2 separate regions of the Mus musculus genome follow, and region 2 is linked to region 1. Evidence: chromatin loops called from intact Hi-C (ENCODE). Cell type or tissue: gastrocnemius. All regions are shown on one strand. Region 1 holds the start of Fbxl4 (F-box and leucine-rich repeat protein 4). Region 2 has its middle 120 kb from the start of Gm42260.

Evidence for each region. Peaks named below come from ENCODE experiments on the same cell type or tissue, not always from the same donor. Only the 100,000 strongest peaks of a DNase experiment are listed, where the experiment ranks them.
Region 2: a loop joins it to region 1, with 2.4 times the contacts of the local background. A loop is called at or near these places in 2 of 42 quality-filtered maps.

Annotation. Positions count from the first base shown.
Region 1 is chr4:22,355,625-22,360,624 of GRCm38, forward strand. It overlaps Fbxl4 (F-box and leucine-rich repeat protein 4), which reads left to right and starts at 1,919. Exons shown (of 9, transcript NM_172988.4): 1 at 1,919-2,057. In gastrocnemius, no CTCF peak of the experiment used is centred here; a DNase peak (open chromatin) is centred at 1,976; H3K4me3 peaks cover 2,195 bases; H3K27ac peaks cover 2,950 bases.
Region 2 is chr4:22,137,601-22,142,600 of GRCm38, forward strand. No RefSeq gene overlaps it. Among named protein-coding and RNA genes, the nearest start is that of Gm42260, 120 kb to the left of the region's middle. In gastrocnemius, no CTCF peak of the experiment used is centred here; a DNase peak (open chromatin) is centred at 2,775.

The DNA.
Region 1 (5,000 bases):
TATTTTCTAGCTGGGCTGCCTTATCTGGCTTCAATTGGAGAGGGAGTGATTAGCCTCGCAGAAGTGCCAGGGTTGGGAAATACCTAGAGGGCCTCTACCCTCTCAGAGGAGAAGGGGAGGAAGGGATGGGAGAAGGATTGTGGGAGGGGATAACCAAGAGTGGGGCAATCAGCAGGATGTAAAGTGAATAAGTAAAAAAAAAAAAATTAAATTAAAAAAAATAAATATAGTGAAGAAAGAAGTGTGGAGAGTGAATAAAAGACTAAATGAAGGTCTTTGCTTAAAAACACACACTTCATTTTAGAATGAGTAACTTCTGTAGTTTAAATGGAGTTTGAGTTCTTTATACGCATTAACTGAAGTCTTATCAGAAAATATAAAAGGGTCAGGTTTTTTATTTTTAATAAATTAGCATGATTTAAACACAGATTTTATTTTAGAATAAATATTCAGATTTACAAAAACTCTGTGATGAACAGATTGAGATGACAGACAAGCTGACCTCACAGCTGCCCTTGGTGTTAAAGAGATGGAATGCTCTTCCTGCTGGCCTTGAACTCACTGACATCTGCCTGCCTCTGCCCCCCAATGGCTGGGATTAAAGACATGCTCCACCACACCCAGTTCTAACCCTCTCCTTTTAGAACCTAGCTCACCAGATAGTGTCACAGTTAAGAATGGAAGATGGAAATTGAGTTTGAAGTTTTTGATTAAAATTTCACTTTTGTGTAGATTACACAGCATAGCATAATTGTTTCACTTCATGTGGTGGTCTGGATGAGATACTTTTATATGCTGGGGCCTTTCAATATGTGGTTCCTAGTTGGTCTGTTTGGGGAGGTGGAGGAGGTATGGCTTTGCTGATGGAAGTCAGTCATTGGGCCTGGCTTTGACAGATCAAAGACTTACCTGTTTCGAGTTGGTTCTTTGTACTTCGTTGTTTGCAGTTGGAGATGTGAGCTCTTAGTTGTTTGTGCCACCATACCTGGTGCTTGCTGCAGTGCTCCGGGTATGTAAGTGATTCTTAACCATCTGGAATCCCAAGTCTCATTGTTTTGGCTGTGATGTTTTGTTACAGCGATGGAAAAGAAAGTAACATAAAATTAACAAGTATTCTTTCTATTTTGCTTCTTCAAGAGAAAATTGGAAATCATGAGTGGTTCAGCATATTATTGAGTTTCCCATAAATAGGGCTGGAGAGACAGCTCTTTCAGAGACCCTGTTTGGTTCCCAGAATCCACTTCTGACAGCTCACAAATGCCTGTAATTTCAGCTCCAGGATATCTGATCTCTTCTGCCTTCAATGGCACCTGAACACATGTGTGCGCATGAACAGCACACACACACACACACACACACACACACAGATTAATAAAAAATTAAAATAAATCTTAAAGTTTTTTTTTATTAATGGAAACCTTGTGGAAAGACAGATGTAACGACAACTGAAGAAAGGTTCATTTGAAAAGAAATGGAGACTTAAGGGAGACCCGTGACAGCATCTTCATCACAGGTGGTCAGGTGAATATGCGCCTGCAGGGAAGGTTTGTTTCTGAGGGCTGAAGAATTTGTATATTAATTGGTGGATTGTGCCTGCTGAGAACTTTTACTGCTCTAGAAGTTCTCTTTCTAGTGCTCCTGTGCTGAAGTGCTTTTTTGCATAATACTTGGGTTGAGTCACCAAGTCCGAAGAAGCTCCAGCAGAACTACATTACTTCTGGAGGGCTATCTTTGGCAGGATGAGTAGCGTAAAGGTTCTGCAACCCGCTGCCAGTCCCCGAGCAAACAGGCCATTTCTAAAGCACCACTGGCCTGGCTAATCAGCTCAAACAACCAGGGCAATCCGGCAGCAGCCAGCCCGACCCTGGCCCCGCCCTTCGCCAGGCCCCGCCCCGCCTCCGGCCCCGCCCCGCCTCCCGGCCTCGGTCTTCCTTCCGGGTCGCGCTGGGCCGGGCCCGCCGCCGCGGCAGCAGCACGGGATACTGGGAGCCGTCTCCTGCTGCCCACGCTGCGGGCTTGCGGCGAAGCTCTGTTCGCCCAGTTCCGGACCCTGCAGGGTACGGCGCTTTCTTCCTTCCTCCCTCTTCAAGGTCTCGACGTTCCCCCCTCGGCGTGGGCGGGGCCGGGCGCGCGCCACTCTGGGGAGCGCGGGGCGGAGGCTCTGGGCCCACGCGTGCCTATGGTGCTGCGCCGCTGTGCTGGCGGAGACCGGACGTGGGTGCCGCCGCCTCCTGTCGCGGCTCTCTTGGGCCTGGCACGCTCACGGCGAGCTGCGGACGCTGGGCCTGCAGGCTGCGCAGCCCTGACTTCCCTCTCACGCGGGAAGGTTTCTGTCCAGGCAGGCTCGAGCCAGGAGATGCCAGGCTGCAGCCTTCTTTCCATCGTCTGGGGTGGGCCCAGCCACTTGTCAACTATGTTTGGCGATGGGGTTGGTTCTGCATTTCATCGGCTTCCCAAGTGCTCTTAGTCCCAGAGCTGTCAGCAGTCAGTTCTACTTGTAATCCACAAAGGGTCAGGAAGTTAGCTGGCTGTGGCCCACTGGTCTGCTCTGTTGGGAGCCACCTGCTCCCTCTGCTTCCTGCGCACACTCTGAGGAGATCCTAAGGCAGGCACACTGCTTATCTTGCCCACTCTCTCGTCCTACACGATTAATGAGTACAGGGTCCCTCGCACTCCTCTGTCTTGGAGTAAGTCTTGGGTGGAAGTGAAGTCTCATCTAGTGGCGCTAAGAATTAGACAGTCTTGAGTAGTCATTGAATTCCATTATTTCCAGACTTGCGTACCAATTTGAAAAATTCCTGTCCCACGTTTTGGCTCTTTTGAACCCTATTCCGTCTTTGTTTTCAAAGTCAGAGAGGTCAGGGCCTAAGACCTGGTTGTTTGTGGTCCTGTTGCTGCTGTCTTACAGTGTTGTTTACAGCTGATGTTTTGCTTTCAAATATGGTCGTCGAATCTTTACCAAGCCACTGCCCAGTCTTCTCAGCTTGGAAGCGTTACTATTTGCCGTCTTCGCTGTTCTAAGTTTGGAGTCCTCTTGGGTCTTTCATAATATGGATTGTGACTAACCCCCACCCCCCTCCGTGCACGTGCCCCATGGTTTGTTGTCTTACTCAACTTTGGTGTGAGATAAATAATGCTGTGCCTTCTTGGTTATTACTGGCCAATGACTTCATCCCAATTTGTCGAGTTCTGTTCTTTTTCTTCCTGTCAAGTGCTGGTATATGGTGAACACTTGGCGCCCGTGTATTCTTGAGACCTTCTGAACTGCTAGCAGTGACCTACTTCCTGTGGTAATGCCATGCTGCTCTTGTTTCTCCAGCTTTACAGTGTGTGGCGATTCAAACCTTGTCTGACATATCATGAACATCAGTGGATATTTTTGTAATGAACATTTAGTTGAGGGCAGGTTGGATTCCTTTTGTGTTTGAGTGTTGAGGTAGAGCTCTCAATGTAGCCTTGGCTGGGCTCTCTTAGAGGTCTTGTTGGCCCTGGCCCCTGAGAGATGGGGCTAAAGGTATGAAGAACTGCACTGAGTTGAATTCCCTTGTGTCTCGCCCCTCCCTCTAAAATGCCTTGCCAGTTTTTGAAATTTGTAAATTTGCCTTTCCTTTGGTCAGGTGAATTAATGGCCAAATTCTTAAATAAGCTGTCTTTTTGCTCACCCCGTTTACCCTGTCGAGTTGTTCCACATAGAAACTGATTCCCAGTCGCACGTCTGTTGACTTGGGATCTTCTCTTCGTGTGTGCAGTGTCCTGTTGGCCGTTATCAGTGATAACATAACAACATTCTATACCTGCTTTCAGCCCAGGCAAGCTCAATGCTCAAGCTCTCAGATATCCCTTTGAGTTTCACCATTCCAACAAGGTATCACAAACAGAATCAAATTCCTGTGCTGATGTAGTAGATGTGTAAATAATAATCACTGCTTAGTACTTTGCTCTTTCCAGATAGAAATGTGTATACGTGTGTTTCATATAGTGTGTGGTATAGCTTTCTGCAGCTTCTACTTAGTAGTCATCACTGGTGAATGTGTCTTTACATAGATGCACATGCCATCTTACCTTTCAAAGGCTTTTTTGGCTCATTATTTTAGGAGCAACCTAATACTGAGCCAATTCTCTCTTAGTATTTAGAACACTACACATTTATTTCTATTGTATGTGAAATTACTAGGCCATTTCTGCATGTGAATAGCTGTTTCTTATTTCTTATGTCTCTTTGCTTGGTGTCAGTTAGTCTTAGTTTGAAGATATTAAGTGGAAAATTCCAAGGGTAAATAGTTTGTAAGTTTTTAAATCCTGTGCTATTCTGAGTAGTGTGATGAAAGTGCATCCCTTCCTGATCTGTGAACTCTATCTTTTTCTACTCCAGCTACATATGTCCATGTATACGTATGTCTAGTCCATATGCCCATTACATAGTAAGTAACAGACCTGGCTGTCAGATCAACTGTGTTCAAGCAACTTTTTTTTTTTTTAATTTAATGTTGCCAAATTTGGATCAAGAGTACTGACTTCAGAAGTCCAAGCACGCCAAAGAGAAGCCAGCCATTAAGTACTTCCCTTATGAGTACGTATGTATGTATGGGAGTGCATATGTCTAGAAAGAATCATAATCTACCTAGCATTCTCTGCTCTCCATGGACCACAGTGGGATTTCAAAACATCTCCTGGTGATTGAGGGCCATTATTGTATATATTTGCATATTTGTTTCTTTTCTTGGTGCAAATGATTACATTGTTGGGTGAAAGGGTTTATGACTTTTAAATTTTCAGAGATTCTTCCACAGTACCCTTTAATACAGCTGCTGATACGGAGACTAGGGAGGTGGGTGGGTGCTTAAGACTCTTTGTTGCTTTTGTAGGAGACCTGAGTTTGGGTCCCAGCACTCACAGCTACCTGTATCTCCAGTTCCATGAGATCCAGTGCCCTCCTCTAACCTCTGTAGACACCAGACAAGCACATGGGACACATACATACATGCAGTCAAAATACTCAT
Region 2 (5,000 bases), 220 kb before region 1:
TATTTTATGTAAAATGAAATGATACCTGGTTAGCTTTATTTTTAATACTCAACTTTATTATTTTTTTCTGAATTTTATGGATGCTAAGACATATTCCATTTATAAATGTATATTCCCCACTGTTAATCTATGCAAAGTGATTGTTTGAAGCGATTAGAAACTTCCCCTTCTCAGTTCATTCCCGATTCACCTGCTCTTTGCCACACTCATTCCCCACCATGACCAATAAATAGCTTTCCGCAGATCCATTCTTGTAACAAGAAATAGAAATTTAAGTCAATTTTCCAGGTAATTGAAAATGCAAAATCCTCATTCTATCTTGGAAGTAATTGGGGCAAATTATCCGAATACATTAGTTTGTACTTTCCCAAGTTAAGACCCTTTGAGTTCTATAATCTCCAACCCTATTTTCATTTGGTTCCCAGAACTTGTTCATCACCTGCCAAGATAAAATCTAGATTTCTTTTCCTAAAAGAGATTTTGTACTTTGTTTTCTGTATTTGTTTAAGAAGAAAGAAGATTGAGGAGTTTTCCCTCTGAGATTTGAACTTTTAAGAGTTTTCTTTTTCATCCTATCTTTTAGGAAATTATGTTGTATACACACACACACACACAATATGTGTATATATATACATACATACAGACACACACACATACATGCACACATGCATACAGACATTCAGGTAAGTAATTAAAAAATGAATGGTTTTTATTATTTTCAGTTTTTGTGTATAGTATCTTTCTTAGAAAACACATGTTGGTTTGGAGAAGCTGCTGAAAGAACAGGCTTCAATTCCAGCCCAAGTCAGCACTCTTCTCAGAAGCTCTTCCTCCCTCCCTCCCTCCCTCCCTCCCTCCCTCCCTCCCTCCCTCCCTCCCTCCCTCCCCCTCCCTCCCTCCCCTTTTCTCTCTCTCTCTCTCTCTCTCTCTCTCTCTCTCTCTCTGTCCCTCTCTCTGTCTGTCTCTTTCTCTGTGTAAGAATTCCTTTCCATGTTTGGTGAGAGAGCACATTGATTTGAGCTGAAAGCAGAAAAACAAGGATAATGTCCCTGGCATCTACAGGTTGCAGAGAGGACCCCACACTGCCCACAAACCATTAAGTTCAGAGTGCCTGTACTGCGGAAGAAATTATTCACATGTACTACGCACCCCAGGTCCTTGGTATGGTTCTGCCAGGATTATGCATTGTTCTGCATTACTTAAGTTTTCACATGACTTTGCACACCCCCCCCCCCCAGCCCTTGGAGACTTGTTTAATTTCTGAAAGATCCTGTACAACTCCATTTTGAACCACCCTCATGGCCTGGCATGCAGATCTCTCAACATGCAGGATCATAGTTCCGGCTACAGATTTTTCTTCTTTCATAATCCCATTGTTTTATTGCTGTCAACCACTTGATATAGTCTTGTTCTTTGGCTATAATATTAAATCTCTAAGGTCATTTTGAAGCCTTGAGTAGTTTAACATCTCAAGTCTATGGTGCTGCAGCAAACCCTCCCCAAACTATGAATCTAGCCATGGTTCCTCTCAAACCTCTCACACCAGGCCACACAAAGCAGAGAAAAACTGGAGGGAGCTACGCTTCTGAGCAGTTAGCCAAGACTCTCTTGAGTCACTAAGTTACTTGAGAAACAGTTACCAAAGCTATGGATTCTTTCCCTATATATATATTGATATATTTTACACAGATGAACAACATTTTGTGTATTAATACCCTGGAACCCATCTATGAATGTCCATCAACAATCCACGCATTAGATATTGTATTATAAAATGTAAAATGAAATGAACAATCTATATCTTATATACAATGGGTCAGAAAGCTATGACCAGAGAATGATTTATCATCTAAGAGACCTGGCTACCTTAGCTTAATGGACTGAGGGGCAATAGGGACCTACCCAAGCGTTATTGACTTTTTGCTTTATTCACTTACAGCAAAGGAAATGGATATGGTACATTCAGTAGATATACTATAGGATGTAATGTTCTAAACAAAATAATTAGACTTTTGTTGGACAATTTTCTGTTTATGTTGTTCTAAGAAGGATATTGATGGCAGTTTCTATAGCTGTGGCTGATATTTTTGCTCAGTGCTAGACAACATATACATTTGTGCCATGAAACATGGAGGCTCAGAAGAACCGGCATGTAGATATCTAGGATTTATTATTTCAACTATTAATCAATTCATAAAATGTTTATTAAGAATCTCTGAGTATTCAGTCCAGCTGTTGTTGAAGATAAGTGAATATGATCTAGAATAAACTTTGTCTGTATTTTTTTCAAAGAGAAATAATTTCTACATGCACATGAAAAATTGGAGGAACTAGTATGTTGTATTTACATATGTTTATTTTTTCTTTAAGGATGCCAGCAGTCAATTTCTGGATTAGGAAAAAGATGCTCTATGAGAACATGTGGTAAGACTGGAAGCAGGAAGCAATCATGATGGTTTTTAATTCCAGTGCTGTGATGACTGATGACAGGCATCCCCCAGTGTAGAGAACACTGAAAGAAGCTTGTGTTGTAAAGTAGGAGAAGGGAGACTTCATGAGGCCTGGAAAATTACCCTACTGCTCCAATTGCAGGAGAGGCTTCCCATTGTAATAAGCTGTAAGAGGCAAGTCTAGTGAATCAATTATCTCCAGAACCTTACAGGAGCCTCTTCTTTTGTGGACAAAGAAGAGAACAGCAATAAAGGCATGCATGGAACTGACACACCAGCTGCCAATAATATGCCTGCCCGGCTCTGGAAAAGGCTGACTGCAGGTGATAAAGCTGTCAAAGTGTAAAGGACCCTTGCCAAGACTGGCAAAGGAGACACACGGAGTGCCCACACCTCCTGTCCTGCTTTACTTTAAAAAAGAAAAAAAGGCCAATAAAAAAAAAGATCAAAACGTCATCTGTAGATTTTTCTATAGATAGTAAAAATCTAACTAGGAAAGTTCGTGATATTAGAATTGTTTTATTTTATTATTTTTTGAGTCAGCTTCTAACTATGTCACTCAGGTAATTTTGAACCTGTGATCTCCCTATCTCAGCATCCTGAGTGCTGGCATGATAGGTGTATGTCATCGATTCTGCCATGCTGTTGCTAAGAAGATTTTTGCTGATTTTGTTGTCCCTTTCATGTATGGTAAAGCTATAGATGTATAGATAGGATGAAAACAATGGCTTGAAAGTAAAAGTCAGAGATAAAATTATGTTCTGAACTATCCCATGGCATTTCAGTAGCTGCTTACATGATAACCAGCAATTCTGGGAGGTTTGTAAATTAAAAATTATGTCAAAATAAAATGTTTTCCTCCGCTTTAGGAGTTAAACATAAGTGCCACCACCATTAACAACCATCACATTACCATACAACACAACACAGTTTGTTGAGTTGGGTAGAACATTAAGACGTTTATAGAGGAAGAAACCAGATTGGGCTTCTATGATGTAAAGCTGCCCAGAATCATTTATGTATCGTTTCTAAATGGTCATACTTACTCCTATGGTGAACGTTATCTTTCTAAGCCCTGAAGTTAAATTTCTTAGGGTTTCTTTCATTTGAGAGATATAAGTTTTTCATTTAGATTGGAAAACTTGAGTCTCTGTCTCTGTCTCTGTCTGTCTCTGTGGGTGTGGTGCTGGGGACAAATCCTTGAGCCTTGTACATACTAGCTCTGTCATTGAGGCATACTGCTAAAGCTAAAACTGTGACGTTAGCACAGAAATAAGCAGTCAGAGATGAAGTGCGAGTGAGGAACTCACTGGTCAGCATGGGTTTAGGAGTCCGTGATGAGCTCCAGGCTTCTCTGTGATTCCATTGACCTGCTCTGAGGCTCAGACTAGCTGGCAAAGATTGCAATCACTTTCTGTTGCTCTGTCAGAACTTCAGAGACTTGTTACTTATAAAGAAAGGATGTTGGTCTTTGGCTGAGGGTTCCTGAGTCTTAGCAGGTGGAGTGATTTCTTGGCTTCTGGTGAAGGCTGTGTTCTATGTCATACGATGGCAGAAAAGTAGAAACAAAAAGTGCATGTGCAGAAGAGGTGTGTGAAGGACAAGGAGAGGTGAGGCCAGTCTCAGGAAGGTCATGTCATTGCAGTGCATTCTGGTGACAAGTCTATCTCAATCCTTTCACGAAGGGGAGAATCCCCCTTGTCCTTGTCACCTCTTAGAAAGGCCCCTACCTCTCAGTACTGTTAGGTTGTCAATTAAATTTCAACATGAATTGAATACTGAATACTAACAAGTGTAAGAGGTTAAGCAATTGGTTTGAAATTACTTGGTAAATTTGAGAGCACTCAAGAATTCGAGCTAGGCTGCTTCAATTCAGCTTATCAATGGAGTACATTTAACAGCAGACCTTAAATTCATGCATGCTCTTGCCCTTACTGCTTGGGCCAAGATGCAGACTAGCTCTTTACCTTTCCTGCCCTTCTTCCAGAAGTCAGCAAACCAAATCAGAACCACAGTCCACTCTTGTAAACAAACTTTCATGAGAACATGGACATTTGTTTGTGTGTCATTTATGGTAACATAGTTGCCTAGGAACTGTATGACTTTCAAAGACTAAATATTGTCTTACTATTTATAGAAAAATTTTCTTGACTACTGATTTTAGGGGAATGACTACTGATAAGTGAGCCTGGCCAGTGAAATAGAACCTGTGGGCTTCTCTCATTTAACTAGCCCTATTACTTATCCATTTCAGCTTTTATGGGCAGTAATAGCATTTAGCATGTCTCTGACTAGAAGGCCAGAGGGAATGTGAATTGTGGAGATATATAACCAAAAGAAGAAACAGACACCTCTTGGAGGATATGTAAACTCTGCCCATGACTTTTTTTTTTCTAAAATGGCTAGTTTAAAAGCATGTGCTTCTCACTGTGTATTTGATCATATTTATAGATTTCAACTACAACCAGAAACATAAAAGAAATGTGATCAATTTGCTGGCATTCAGCAAATGTCTTCAATCAAATTAGACATTGTGCACTCTTAGATATA